Linked DNA regions of Homo sapiens: region 1 is linked to region 2. The links are chromatin contacts, found by Hi-C or POLR2A ChIA-PET in ENCODE. All regions are on one chromosome and are shown on one strand. The core of a region is the stretch at or near the end of the contact, and the rest is flanking DNA. Distances in the headings are between cores, read along the strand shown.

Region 1 (6,087 bases), core at 483-2,982, 1.5 Mb after region 2:
ATTAACTAACCATCTTTGCCAATGTTGCTTAAGCTTTTTTGGCTACATTTTTTTATTTGTAAAGTAAGTTTAATAATCACTCATCTCACTGGGCTATAATGATAAGTATTAAGTAAGGAAGATCCACATATGTGAGTTGCTGGCTTATAATTCACACTCAAGAGATACTGATTTTGTCAATTGTCCTTTCCCCTTTTTTTCTCTCTTCCCTCCTTCCATTCCTTCTTCCCTTACCTCTCCTTTCCTTCCCTCACACCCCTTTTCCTTCCTTCTTTTTACATTTTTTTATTTAAATGAACTTTTCATTTTGGAATAGTTTTAGGATTTCAAAAAATTTGCAGAGATAATACAGAGAATGCCCATATACCATCCTCCTTATCCCACTTCTTTTTGTGTCTATTAGATGCTCAGAGTGTGTGCACAAGGCTGGCACGCCCAGGGTCTTCCTCATGGCACTAACAGTCTACTGAAAGGTGGAACAGAGACAAGCCTATCAACACCTACAAGACTGGTGGTAAGTGCAGTGACAGATGCAAAACACAGGGTGATGGAAAGCCCTCAGGAGGGTAACCTAACCTAGATTTGAGGGCCCAAACAGGCTCCAGAAGAAAATGTCAACTGAGAGGAAGCCTGAAGGATGAACAGTGGGCTAAGCAAAGGGTTATTAATGTGTTATTAATGGGTTGAATCTAATTGGGAAGGGAGAGAGGTTGCAGAGTGAGGTGCAGAGCTTGGTGGACGATGCCAAAGGAATACTGAAACCTTTAGTGTGTCCAGTCTGGAACTGCATCCAAATTCAGGTTCAGTAATGATGTCATTATCCAAACATACCTTCTGTAAAATTCATGCTAAACTACCTAAGAGCTATCTACCGTTCCAAAGCAATAGTGACTTTGAACAGTGTTCACCAGAGCACGAAAGAATTACAAGATTTTTTTTTAAAGAAAATTGGCCAGGAAATAATGAGTAACGAAGGACAGGAAGTAATTGTGAATGTTTAATATAGCTGGGGCTATGCGATTTGGCTTAAGTTGTTAGCTTTGTTTTCCTCTTGAGAAATAAAAACTAAGGGGCCCTCCCTTTTCAGAGCCCTATGGCGCAACATCTGTACTTTTTCATATGGTTAACTGTCCATTCCAGAAACGTCTGTGAGCCTCTCATGTTGCAGCCACAACATGGACAGCCCAGTCAAATGCCCCGCAAGTCTTTCTCTGAGTGACTCCAGCAATTAGCCAAGGCTCCTGTACCCAGGCAGGACCTCTGCGCTCTGAGCTCCATTCTCCTTCAAGACCTCCCCAACTTCCCAGGTTGAACTACAGCAGAAGCCTTTAGAAAGGGCAGGAGGCCGGCTCTCGAGGTCCTCACCTGAAGTGAGCATGCCAGCCACTGCAGGAACGCCCCGGGACAGGAATGCCCATTTGTGCAACGAACCCTGACTCCTTCCTCACCCTGACTTCTCCCCCTCCCTACCCGCGCGCAGGCCAAGTTGCTGAATCAATGGAGCCCTCCCCAACCCGGGCGTTCCCCAGCGAGGCTTCCTTCCCATCCTCCTGACCACCGGGGCTTTTCGTGAGCTCGTCTCTGATCTCGCGCAAGAGTGACACACAGGTGTTCAAAGACGCTTCTGGGGAGTGAGGGAAGCGGTTTACGAGTGACTTGGCTGGAGCCTCAGGGGCGGGCACTGGCACGGAACACACCCTGAGGCCAGCCCTGGCTGCCCAGGCGGAGCTGCCTCTTCTCCCGCGGGTTGGTGGACCCGCTCAGTACGGAGTTGGGGAAGCTCTTTCACTTCGGAGGATTGCTCAACAACCATGCTGGGCATCTGGACCCTCCTACCTCTGGTGAGCCCTCTCCTGCCCGGGTGGAGGCTTACCCCGTCTTAGTCCCGGGGATAGGCAAAGTGGGGCGGGCGCGGGACGCGTGCGGGATTGCGGCGGCAGCGGCGCACGCGGGCACCTGGGAGCGGCGGGCTGCTGCGGGAGGCGTTGGAGACTGGCTCCCGGGGGCTGTTAGGACCTTCCCTCAGGCCCGGGTGCTCAGAACGCTGGAGGACTTGCTTTTCTTGGGCCTTGATGCGAAGTGCTGACCCCGCTGGGCAGGCGGGGCAGCTCCGGCGCTCCTCGGAGACCACTGCGCTCCACGTTGAGGTGGGCGTGGGGTGCGGACAGGAATTGAAGCGGAAGTCTGGGAAGCTTTAGGGTCGCTGGAGGGGGACCCCGGTTGGAGAGAGGAGCGGAACTCCTGGACAAGCCCTGACAAGCCAAGCCAAAGGTCCGCTCCGGCGCGGGTGGGTGAGTGCGCGCCGCCCCGCGGGGGCGGGGAGAGAGCCTGCAGCCTTCAGAACAGATATTGCTCATTTTCTGGCAGTTCTCAGACGTAGGAAATAAGTCAGCACCGAAGCAGTGGTTAAGCCGGAGGGCTCGGAAGAACGGCACCTTTTCTTTCTCGAAAAAGTTATATGGGGGCTGAATGAGCTTCTGGAGGCTTGTTTACCGTTTTTTATTGTCACACAGAAAAAGAAACTGCCTTGTCTCCCTTCCGGGAATTCTCTCTTTAAGACTGTAAGTCGCTGCCTGAGTGGTTTCATTTTGTTTTGTTTTTCTGCCCTTCTCTTTCTTCTTTTGCCCTTTCTTAGCTTGCACTCCCATGGTGATTTCTGCTTGGTCTCCTGCTGGGGTTGGTGGTACTCGTTCCCACCGCACAGAACCCGGCGCCTATTATTGGCCAAGAAACTTGAGCAGCCTGTTTTGAAAAGTCCCTCGCTCAGAAATGCCAGCTTGCAGATGGCTAATCAAAGAGACGTGGATCCAGGAGGCTCATTTGAGTACCGGAGCCTCTGAGAGTCCATGGATTTTTATTTTATTGGGCCCCAACAAAGTGCCAGGCATAGCGAGAGAAGTGTTTACAAATGTGATCTCCGCGGATTCTCACGAGAGCCATGTAGTGGGGAAGATAACCACATCCCCATTTTACAGATGGCGAAATGAGGTTCAGAGAGCTTCAGTAATTCAGCCAAGATCACACAGCTAGTAAATGGGAGATATGGGATTGAACTCAGATCTAATTCCAAAACTCAGGCTGTTCGCTGATTGCATCTGATATCCAGATTACACCAAGAGGCTGAGATGTCTGGGTCCATTTTATGATTAGAAAAAAAAATCCTGTTCCTTTCAGAAATAGTGTGCACTATTTGGGATTCTTTAGAAACTTCCTTGGAGAAAATTAATGATTCAAGATTGAGAAAACATTTATACAACCTCAGGCCACACTCTTCTCTCTCTTGTTATTAACCATTGCACCACTGCAATGTTGGCTGCTTTGAAAATCTCATAGTTTTTGGACAGCAGTATTAGTAAAGTGTAAGAAAATTGTCAAAGCTTGGAGCTATGCTTGTTGAACTTTTGTACCAATAGCACCTTTACCAGAGGCTGCGTGTTTAAAGCCCGAAGAAAACTTTGCTTTTCTGAAAGAATACACACACACACGCATATGTAAATATTCATACATTTATGTATATATACATATTATAATACCTATAAGTTAGGTATAACTTATATTTGTATATGATATATGGCCTAGGAAATTAAGGCTTATTAAATAAAATTTATAAATGCAGATGAGTCAAATACAAAGATCAGACATAACTCTATCACCTAAGTAATCATTGTTTACGTTTTGCAGTTTATCTTCCATTTCTCCCCTCTAATATGACTCTTTTAAATTTAGTTACACAGAAATTGGTTTTGCGCTCACGACATGCCTAACATCAGGCCTTTATCCTTAAAGAAGTTTCAACACTCTTGTGTCACCTCATGTGTCTACAGAAAATGTTTGCTTTTATGCCTTCACGGTTATGTTTTCTTAGTAGTAGCAATAAATAAAATAGATGCAAAGTGCTAATTACTTGGAATACAGAAGCAAATTTTAATTCTATTAATGGGCTGGACATAGATGGGTGGGGAGCTGTTTTCTGCTTTTCCCCTCTTCCCCTAGTCCTCTGACTCTGGTGATAACTATAGTCAACAAGTATCCCCATCCTTAACCCCTTTTGCTTCTCTTTCTCTTTCCTTCTCTCAACCTTCCTGGTGTTAGTTTTCTCTTTCCTATTTCTGAGTGTTTTTACTCCGACACTTACAATAAAAAAGTTTGAAATCCCAAAAAGTTGACAAATTTCTAAAGGAGACAGAAAAAGAGTCAAACTTACTTTACAAATTAATTTGAGAAATAGCTGTGGGTTGCATTTTTTTTTTTTATTGTGCATGACCCTGTTATTGGCCAAGAAACTTGAGCAGCCTGTTTTGGAAAGTCCCTCGCTCAGAAATGCCAGCTTGCTAATTGAAGGGATGTGGATCCATGAGGCTCATTTGAATTCCGAAGCCTCTAAGAGTCCATGGATTTTTATTTTATTGGGCCCCAACAGGTTTTGTCTTGCATTATTTAGGACATTGGCCAGGCAATCACTGGACAGCCAGTTTGCTCTCCTTTACATTTTGTAGAATGGTTATCTTATGGTCAAAGGAAAGGGAGAGGGCCTTTGGAAAATAAAGCTGTGTATTTACAAGCAGTCATACAGAATAGTTTTGTGGGGAAAATAAAGAACAGTTATTTAATTTGTAATTTAATCATTTTTCTTAAACCAACCCAAAGAGCATAAAATGGAATATTTATTTATTTTTGTAGCTTAATTTGTAATTTAATAATTTTTCTTAAGCCAACCTAACGAACATATTGGGCTGTTTATTTTCATTTTTAATGGGCCATATTTACATCACAAAGGACTTGAGAAGTCTTACAAATACAATAAAATGATAAAATATGAATTAAGACATTAGCAACCAGGATGGAAAAACACAAATTTGTAAATGATGGCCAGGTTTGCAAGCAAAAATTAAATTGATAAATGGCAGCACCCCCACTACCAGCTATAGTTAGACTGATGAAAAATCCTCTAATGTTCATGCCTGAAATACAGTTACCACCCTTAGCAGCAAATTAGAGGCAAAGAAGTTCTGGAATTTGGACGTTGTCTCTGAGTAAGCTCTTTGAGACACTGGACAAGTAATTTCCTTCTGAATACTCTTATACTGACACATAGGAGAAGTGTCAGTGTTTCAAAGGAATCTCTTTGAAGGCTACTACATTGCTTTAGGGGTGCCAGATTACCAGAGTAAACTGCCAGTTTGAGAGAATAACTGTTTCTTAAGAGATGGTCTGAAACCTAAGTAAGGAAATCCCCCCACTTGAAAGCCCCTAGGAAGTTAATTGCTTTTGGCAAATTATCTTGGGCCCCAAAAGTCCCTTGATGAGCACATGTTTTGTAATAGGTACTAAAGACTATTTACTTATGATGAAAAATAAAATAACACAATTTAAAACTTGAAATTGATAAAAAGCAACTTGAAACCAAATTTAGGACAGTGAACCCATCCCTTTCTTATTTTTAAATAGGTAAATATAGAAAAAATGACCACATGATGTGAAACAAAAAGCAAATATTTAAAAACTACATTTATACTTTATCTCACCACACTAATGTAAAGAATTTTGATTTTACTTATAAATTCTTAGCCTTGTCTACACATATACATAATTGCATGTTTAATTTGAGCTATATATAGTCTGTTTTTTGTTCCTTTGCATGTTACACAAACCTTTTTCTATTTCTACATAATTTTTATCTCATATTTTTTATTGGATACATTATAGAGAGAGCATTTATTAAATGAGCTGGGATTACTATAATTTTTATTATTTATTTTTTAATTTATTACTTATTTTTATAATTTACTATTGAAAAAAAGCATTTCTTAAATGTACTGGGATACATATATATATATGACTTTTTCTTGTTACTAAAAAATTACTCATAGAACTTACATATTAAAATTTTAGGACTTGTGATGAAAAATAATAAAATAATTCAAAACGATAAAAAGCAACATAATTTTATATGTTGTACCTTGTACTTCCTTATAAGGTACAACACTACAATAGCCTTAGTGTGTAGTTTTCTTTTTGCTATGTATGTATATATATATTCATAAAAGTGGAAAAATAACATTTAATAAATCCTCTTTATTTTCTGGA
Region 2 (6,331 bases), core at 84-2,583:
AGAACATCTGTTGCCCTAAAGATGGTTTCCTGCACAGAACGTCTCCAAATTTTCAGCATTCATAGGCTGGCCCCGTTTCTTCTTGGTTAACATTTAGAGGCACGCCTAAACTTAGAGGAACACCTCTCTAAACCAAGGAGACACTTAAAGAGAAAAGGAGTAAAGATGGTGATGGGCTTATAAAGAGCAATGTAATAGTGTCTTTGAAGCAAAAGCTAACTTAATGAAAACGTGGTCCCAATTTCCTTAAATCTGGATCACCGTACGACTTCTGTAATACTTATTATTTCCCCAGCTGGCAAATAAACTGGAGTTCAAGTGGGAAAAAACAAGGTATTGTTCAGACTTATGATTTTTGGGGTCAAAGATTCTGAGCAATAACCTATTAAAAAACCCAGCTTTTGATTTGAGTATGTAAGTAAGTACATGGGAGGAACGTATGGATCTGGAGTGGTGGTAAATACAGAGCATGTTTGCTTCGCAAAGCAGATTAGCTCATACTTAATAATAGAGTAAATCTGTTGGGCCATGACTCAATGCACCCAAATTCTCTAGATTGCTATGTCTCTACTCGCTAAGCCTTCGGGAACAACAAGCACAGAACTTTTAGGGTGCTGTCTCACTGATGTCGGCGTTAGCTCTGGTAGTCCAGGTCAAGATTATACCAAAGATTCAGGACTTAAATTCCTGCAGAATGTAAGCCCCTTTCCAAGTTCTCTGCTTTACTGTATCCTGTTTATTTTCAAACTCAAATGGAAAAAAACGAAACAAAAACCTTGGGCTTCAAGAGGCATCCTGCCGCAAGGCCCAGCGATGTGAATTTTCAACAACCGTCTCAGGCAGATTTCATGCTGATGGTTCAGGCACTAAACTTTGAAAAACACAGTATCACAGAGTAGGGATGGTGATGTAAGAGTCATCTGTAAAAGCTGTGCTGTTTTGGCAGCCTGGGAGGCTAAGGTTTAGTCTAGGCGACTAAGGTTTAGTCCGGGCTGTATTCACACCCAAAACAACTAAAAAAGCGGAGGAGTCTTTGAGTCAATCCCTGAAGCTCCGGCTAAGAGGAAACTCGCCCACGCTCCAGGGCAGCGACGCCGGCTCCACCTCAGCCACGGCTGTCTCAAGCTTCTCGGGGTTTTCCGCCGGCTCCACCCGAGCCACAAGTCTACAGGACTCCTCGGAGCTTTCCGCCGGGACGCAAGACCCACCGCCAGAGGTTGGTACCTCCTAGAGAACAGCGAAGCGCATCCCGAGGGCCGCCGGCCGGAAGCGCCCTCCAGACCCGCCCCCTGCCCTCCGGAGCCGGAAGCTGGGCATCTGCAGCTGGCTCGGCGCACTCCACTGACCGTCCCGACGATGCTACGCGCGCCCGGCTGCCTCCTCCGGACCTCCGTAGCGCCTGCCGCGGCCCTGGCTGCGGCGCTGCTCTCGTCGCTTGCGCGCTGCTCTCTTCTAGAGCCGAGGGACCCGGTGGCCTCGTCGCTCAGCCCCTATTTCGGCACCAAGACTCGCTACGAGGATGTCAACCCCGTGCTATTGTCGGGCCCCGAGGCTCCGTGGCGGGACCCTGAGCTGCTGGAGGGGACCTGCACCCCGGTGCAGCTGGTCGCCCTCATTCGCCACGGCACCCGCTACCCCACGGTCAAACAGATCCGCAAGCTGAGGCAGCTGCACGGGTTGCTGCAGGCCCGCGGGTCCAGGGATGGCGGGGCTAGTAGTACCGGCAGCCGCGACCTGGGTGCAGCGCTGGCCGACTGGCCTTTGTGGTACGCGGACTGGATGGACGGGCAGCTAGTAGAGAAGGGACGGCAGGATATGCGACAGCTGGCGCTGCGTCTGGCCTCGCTCTTCCCGGCCCTTTTCAGCCGTGAGAACTACGGCCGCCTGCGGCTCATCACCAGTTCCAAGCACCGCTGCATGGATAGCAGCGCCGCCTTCCTGCAGGGGCTGTGGCAGCACTACCACCCTGGCTTGCCGCCGCCGGACGTCGCAGGTGACCCCCCGGGCGGCCCGTGTGCTGTCCCGGTCCTCCCACCCGCCCTGGATGCTCTCCCGCCTCCCCCAGACCCTGGGCTTTTCCGATGCCCCCCAGTTCTCTTTCCTCTTTTCCCAAGCCATCATCCCTCGGGCTACGTCCTCCCTGTCGAGGGATATTACAGACTTGGCTATCTCTTTTTCCCCTTACACGTATGTTCATTTATTAATTCATCAGGTGTAAATTCAGCACCTTGTACTCGCTGCCTGCTTTAGTAGAGTTGGGGATCCAACAGGAAAGGGGACAGACGAGGTCTCCCGCAATTTTTGCGCTCCCGTTCCCAAACTGAATTGCCCCTTCGAGCGCCAACCCATCCCTTCCCCCTTCCCTGGCGTCTAGTTTCACAATTGGGCGCACGTTTTAAAAAACAGAATCTAGAATTTTCTTCCTCGGGCTTTGCTTCCGATACTAGTTTTTCCTTCTTTCTTTTTTTTTTTTTTTAAACTCATCATCTTTTTCAGATGACAGTTTTAGACCTACACCCTGTTTTAGGAACCTGATCTCAAGCCTTTGTGTCCTCCTTTTTTCTTCTGTTTTGTTCATGTTTTTACTGTAGCGTTCCCATCGTTGTAGCTGTGGTCCGTGGTCACAAGCAGTAACAACTCATTTATTCCATTAATTACACTTTTTCGAAATTTGAGAAATCATCTAGTAAGGCCCCGTTATTTCACAGGTGAAGAACCCGAGCCCAAGAGTATGCCTTCTTAATTGTCTTTCTCTAAGGTCTAGTATCCAAGTCTTCTGTTTTCCTAGAATGGTTCTTTTTCTCTTAGAAAATGTTGTAATAGTTACAAATAATAATGATAGCATACACCTCATGCCTATTGTATGCCAGGTATGCCTCACATTTATTTTACAAAATCCTTACAACCACAATCTGGAGTTGATAGTATTTTCCCCTTATCTCAAAGATGAGGAAATTGATACACGAACACATTAAATAATTTGCCCATTTTCATACAGCTAGCTGTGGACCCAGGAAATCTGATTCAGAGCTTGCTTTCTTAGCCATTATGCTATACTGCCTCCATTTGTCCAATAACATACCTAATAAGAATAAAAACATGTAACATTTTTGTACCACAGAGATGAGCAAGCATTAATAGTTTCTTGATCACTTTTAAGGCCAGAATTGAAGTGAGGATTATTGTTTAGCTTCAAAGCCCAAGTGAAAAATTAGAAGTAGGCTGGTTTGTAATTTCTTCTGTAGCTGTTGAACAGTGAAACCATCTGTAAGGGATTTCTCCACTGATTCTGTGTCATGTTATTGTGGGTAATTCAGTTAGCTGACTTGTGTCTAATTACTTGTTGAACTGTGTTTTTTTTTAAATATATACTTTTTCCATTAGCATGAGTGAAAATTCCTCATAAATCTGTTAAATTAACAGAATGGTGAAAGCAGAACATATTTTAATATAACACAATATCTATAGCGACTTCCTGGAACAAGTGAATTTTTGTTCTCAGATGGCATTGCGAAGACTGGCATTTGACTCTCAGTACAGAGCCAGGGATGAAAATACTACAGTTCAGAATAAGCCCACTCCTGACCGTTTTCAGTGTCAGATAGCAAACCCTTTGCCTAGCCACTTTATTATTCTCTATAGACAATAGTTTTGCCTATTATGTACATCTGGTCTTTTGAGGGAGTCTGCTGAATTAGATTTGTAGTTTTGTAGAAACAGAACAATGCCTTTGTTTTTGTTTAAAGACTAGCAATAATTAGATAGTAACAAGGATAAAATACCCAGATGCACTTGGGAAATTATATTTTAGTGTACACAGAAAAAAGGTGACAAAGTTCGCTTATTTTCCTAGTCAAGATATTTTCTTAAGAATTGCAATCCAGTTGACAAAGTGGGCAGAATTATCCATTTCAAGAGAAACAAACATACATACTGATTTTTTTTGCATACACATCCAAAGCCCAGATAAAACTATATTCAATTTTCTCATATTTTATGTACAAAAATGATATACTTGGTGTTCTTTTCGTGGTAAATTGTTGGAGAAATGATTGAAAAATGTGTGTTTTGAATATGACTGAAAAAAACGTAAAGGGCACACCAGTAGTTGAAGCATGATTATGAATGCTTCTCCAATACATATTTGTTGCCCAATTGGGGGCATAATGTAATTTATTAAATTTTATATAGAAAGTTATCTGGGGCTTCAGTTAAAAGATAAACCAATTCACAGGCCCAGCACAGTGAAGCACAGGAGACCCAAAACATCAGTGCGTTTTGTGCTGCTGTCAGTAGTTTTTGTCCAAAGCAGAATCTTTGTAAAGTAATACAGAGTTGGGAAGGTTAATTGAGAAAATAAAATACTCTGTTTAGACTTTGGCTTAGAGTGAAAAAATAGATTCCATATGTTGAATTCTCTCTCACCTTGTAAGTAGAAACTTTGCTGATTTTTAGTTTGCTTTCTAAAGTTTTCCGTGCCTGACAGAAACAGTACTTATTAATGTATGATGCAATTTCATTGCGTAGCATCTCTACAACACATTTAATCTTCAATCTCTATTTCTTTAGCCTTTTCTAGCTATTCTCATGCGTTACAGCCATTATAAATGGGGAATAATTTTACCCCAAGAGTTTCCTGACCAATATGTGCTTATTTCAGCTGTGCGGATTAGTAAGATGTTAGTGTTCCTTTTTCACACTTAACATTTTCAATAATTTGAAACTGTCATTTATGTCAGTGATTTACAAATACATATAAATTTTTTTCTCTTTCAGATATGGAGTTTGGACCTCCAACAGTTAATGATAAACTAATGAGATTTTTTGATCACTGTGAGAAGTTTTTAACTGAAGTAGAAAAAAATGCTACAGCTCTTTATCACGTGGAAGCCTTCAAAACTGGACCAGAAATGCAGAACATTTTAAAAAAAGTTGCAGCTACTTTGCAAGTGCCAGTAAATGATTTAAATGCAGGTAATATGTCTGTTGTCTTTTATTTGAACTTAACAGTTTAAATAATTTTGAACTGTGAAAATGAAAACATAAGGAAACAGTCTTTTTTAAAGACCCATAATTGATCTACATTAAGAAAATAATATGTTCTGGGTCAAAAAAATTGTATACCTTGTGCTTACTATTTACCATTTTTAGATTCATATTCTTCTTTGAGTGTTATTTAAATTACTGTACAAGATTCTAGTTATATTCTGGAGTTTTTTTGAGGGCAGAGTAATATAAAGCCTCAACTGTAGGCATTATTTTTAAAACAAATTATCTTTTCTGAATTTCCCCCTGATAAAGTGATACAAATGGAAAAATCATATAAATTCTTTAGCTTTTGAAGCAGTTCAAAAGTACCTGTTAATGTGTAAGAGGGGTAAGTTTTAGAAAGTGAAAAGCAAAGTACTATGATGTTTTTTGAGTTATATGTAGCAATGCTGAGAAGATGAGCAGTCATGTCTATCATAAGTTATTGCAGTGGATGGGCTGACTATGCAACTTACCATCCAAACTGGTGGGACACTTTCGAAAGTGAAAGGGAACACTATTAATAATTTTGCCAGGAAAGCAGGTGGGAAACCATGGCACATGGTCACCTAGCAATGGGAGATTAAGAAAATAAGATTTTTTTCTGTTTTCTAGGAATTTATGTTCCATAGGGTAGATGTTGACAAAGATACATGCAAAGATTGTAGATTACATTATACTCTGAATTAATTTCCAAAAGACTGGAAGTAGATGTTGGGGAAAAAATAGATTAGAATTTATCAGTCACAGGGCCTGGATGCTTTATAAGGATCAAAAAGAAGATGCCTAGACTAGCATTTGAAATTGAATTTTTTCTCTCTCTCCAAACTGGCAGTACATTGGCATCGCCTGTGGAGCTTTAAAAATTATTTACTTTATTGGGAAATAATTCAAACACGAAGATAACAAAAAAGGCTAATGTGGTGAACATCCCTATACCCACAACTTGGTTTTACTAAATTTTAACTTTGTGCTTCAGTTACTTGCCTTAAATAAATTGAGGTCTACTGGTCCCTTTCCTGGATCCCATTCTTCTTCCTTTCTCACCAGTGGTAATTGTTGTCATGAATTGAGCATTTATATTATCCCATGCCAGTTTTATACATAAATGGGATATTGTTTTGCAGATTTTAAAACTTTTAAGAGTGGTATCAAAGTTTATACCAGTCCAAAATTCTATTTTTATGCAACTTTTTGTTTTTGATGTAATGTTTGCAATTCTAGTCCTACATTTTAAATGTATGTATTTCATTCTACATCTATACCAATATCTAGCCATTATTCTGTTAGTAGGCAGTTAGGT

What was found. Hi-C counts contacts between places; a loop is a spot of excess contacts on that map. ChIA-PET counts read pairs that join two places held with the same protein, here RNA polymerase II (POLR2A). Pooled maps may share reads with other maps.
Region 1: a loop to region 2 is called in a map of naive thymus-derived CD4-positive, alpha-beta T cell, with 8 times the contacts of the local background. The contact joins the promoter of FAS here to the promoter of MINPP1 in region 2. A Hi-C loop is called at or near these places in 1 of 168 maps with a recorded cell type or tissue (naive thymus-derived CD4-positive, alpha-beta T cell) and 5 of 50 pooled maps. POLR2A ChIA-PET finds 5 or more read pairs at or near these places in 1 of 52 experiments (MCF 10A).

What each region holds. Positions count from the first base shown.
Region 1 is chr10:88,989,066-88,995,152 of GRCh38, forward strand. FAS (Fas cell surface death receptor) reads left to right here and starts at 1,733. Exons shown (of 9, transcript NM_000043.6): 1 at 1,733-1,841. The coding sequence starts at 1,812. FAS-AS1 (FAS antisense RNA 1) reads right to left here and starts at 3,910. Exons shown (of 1, transcript NR_028371.1): 1 at 2,357-3,910. It also overlaps a transcript of ACTA2 not described here. RefSeq lists a silencer at 429-478 and enhancers at 886-1,397, 1,398-1,908, 2,049-2,458, 2,589-2,668.
Region 2 is chr10:87,503,560-87,509,890 of GRCh38, forward strand. MINPP1 (multiple inositol-polyphosphate phosphatase 1) reads left to right here and starts at 1,334. Exons shown (of 5, transcript NM_004897.5): 1 at 1,334-1,993; 2 at 4,777-4,974. The coding sequence starts at 1,357. MIR4678 (microRNA 4678) reads left to right here and starts at 322; the gene lies at 322-395. LOC112268064 (a long non-coding RNA gene) reads right to left here and starts at 1,275. Exons shown (of 2, transcript XR_002957094.2): 1 at 776-1,275. RefSeq lists enhancers at 1,304-1,393, 1,554-1,613.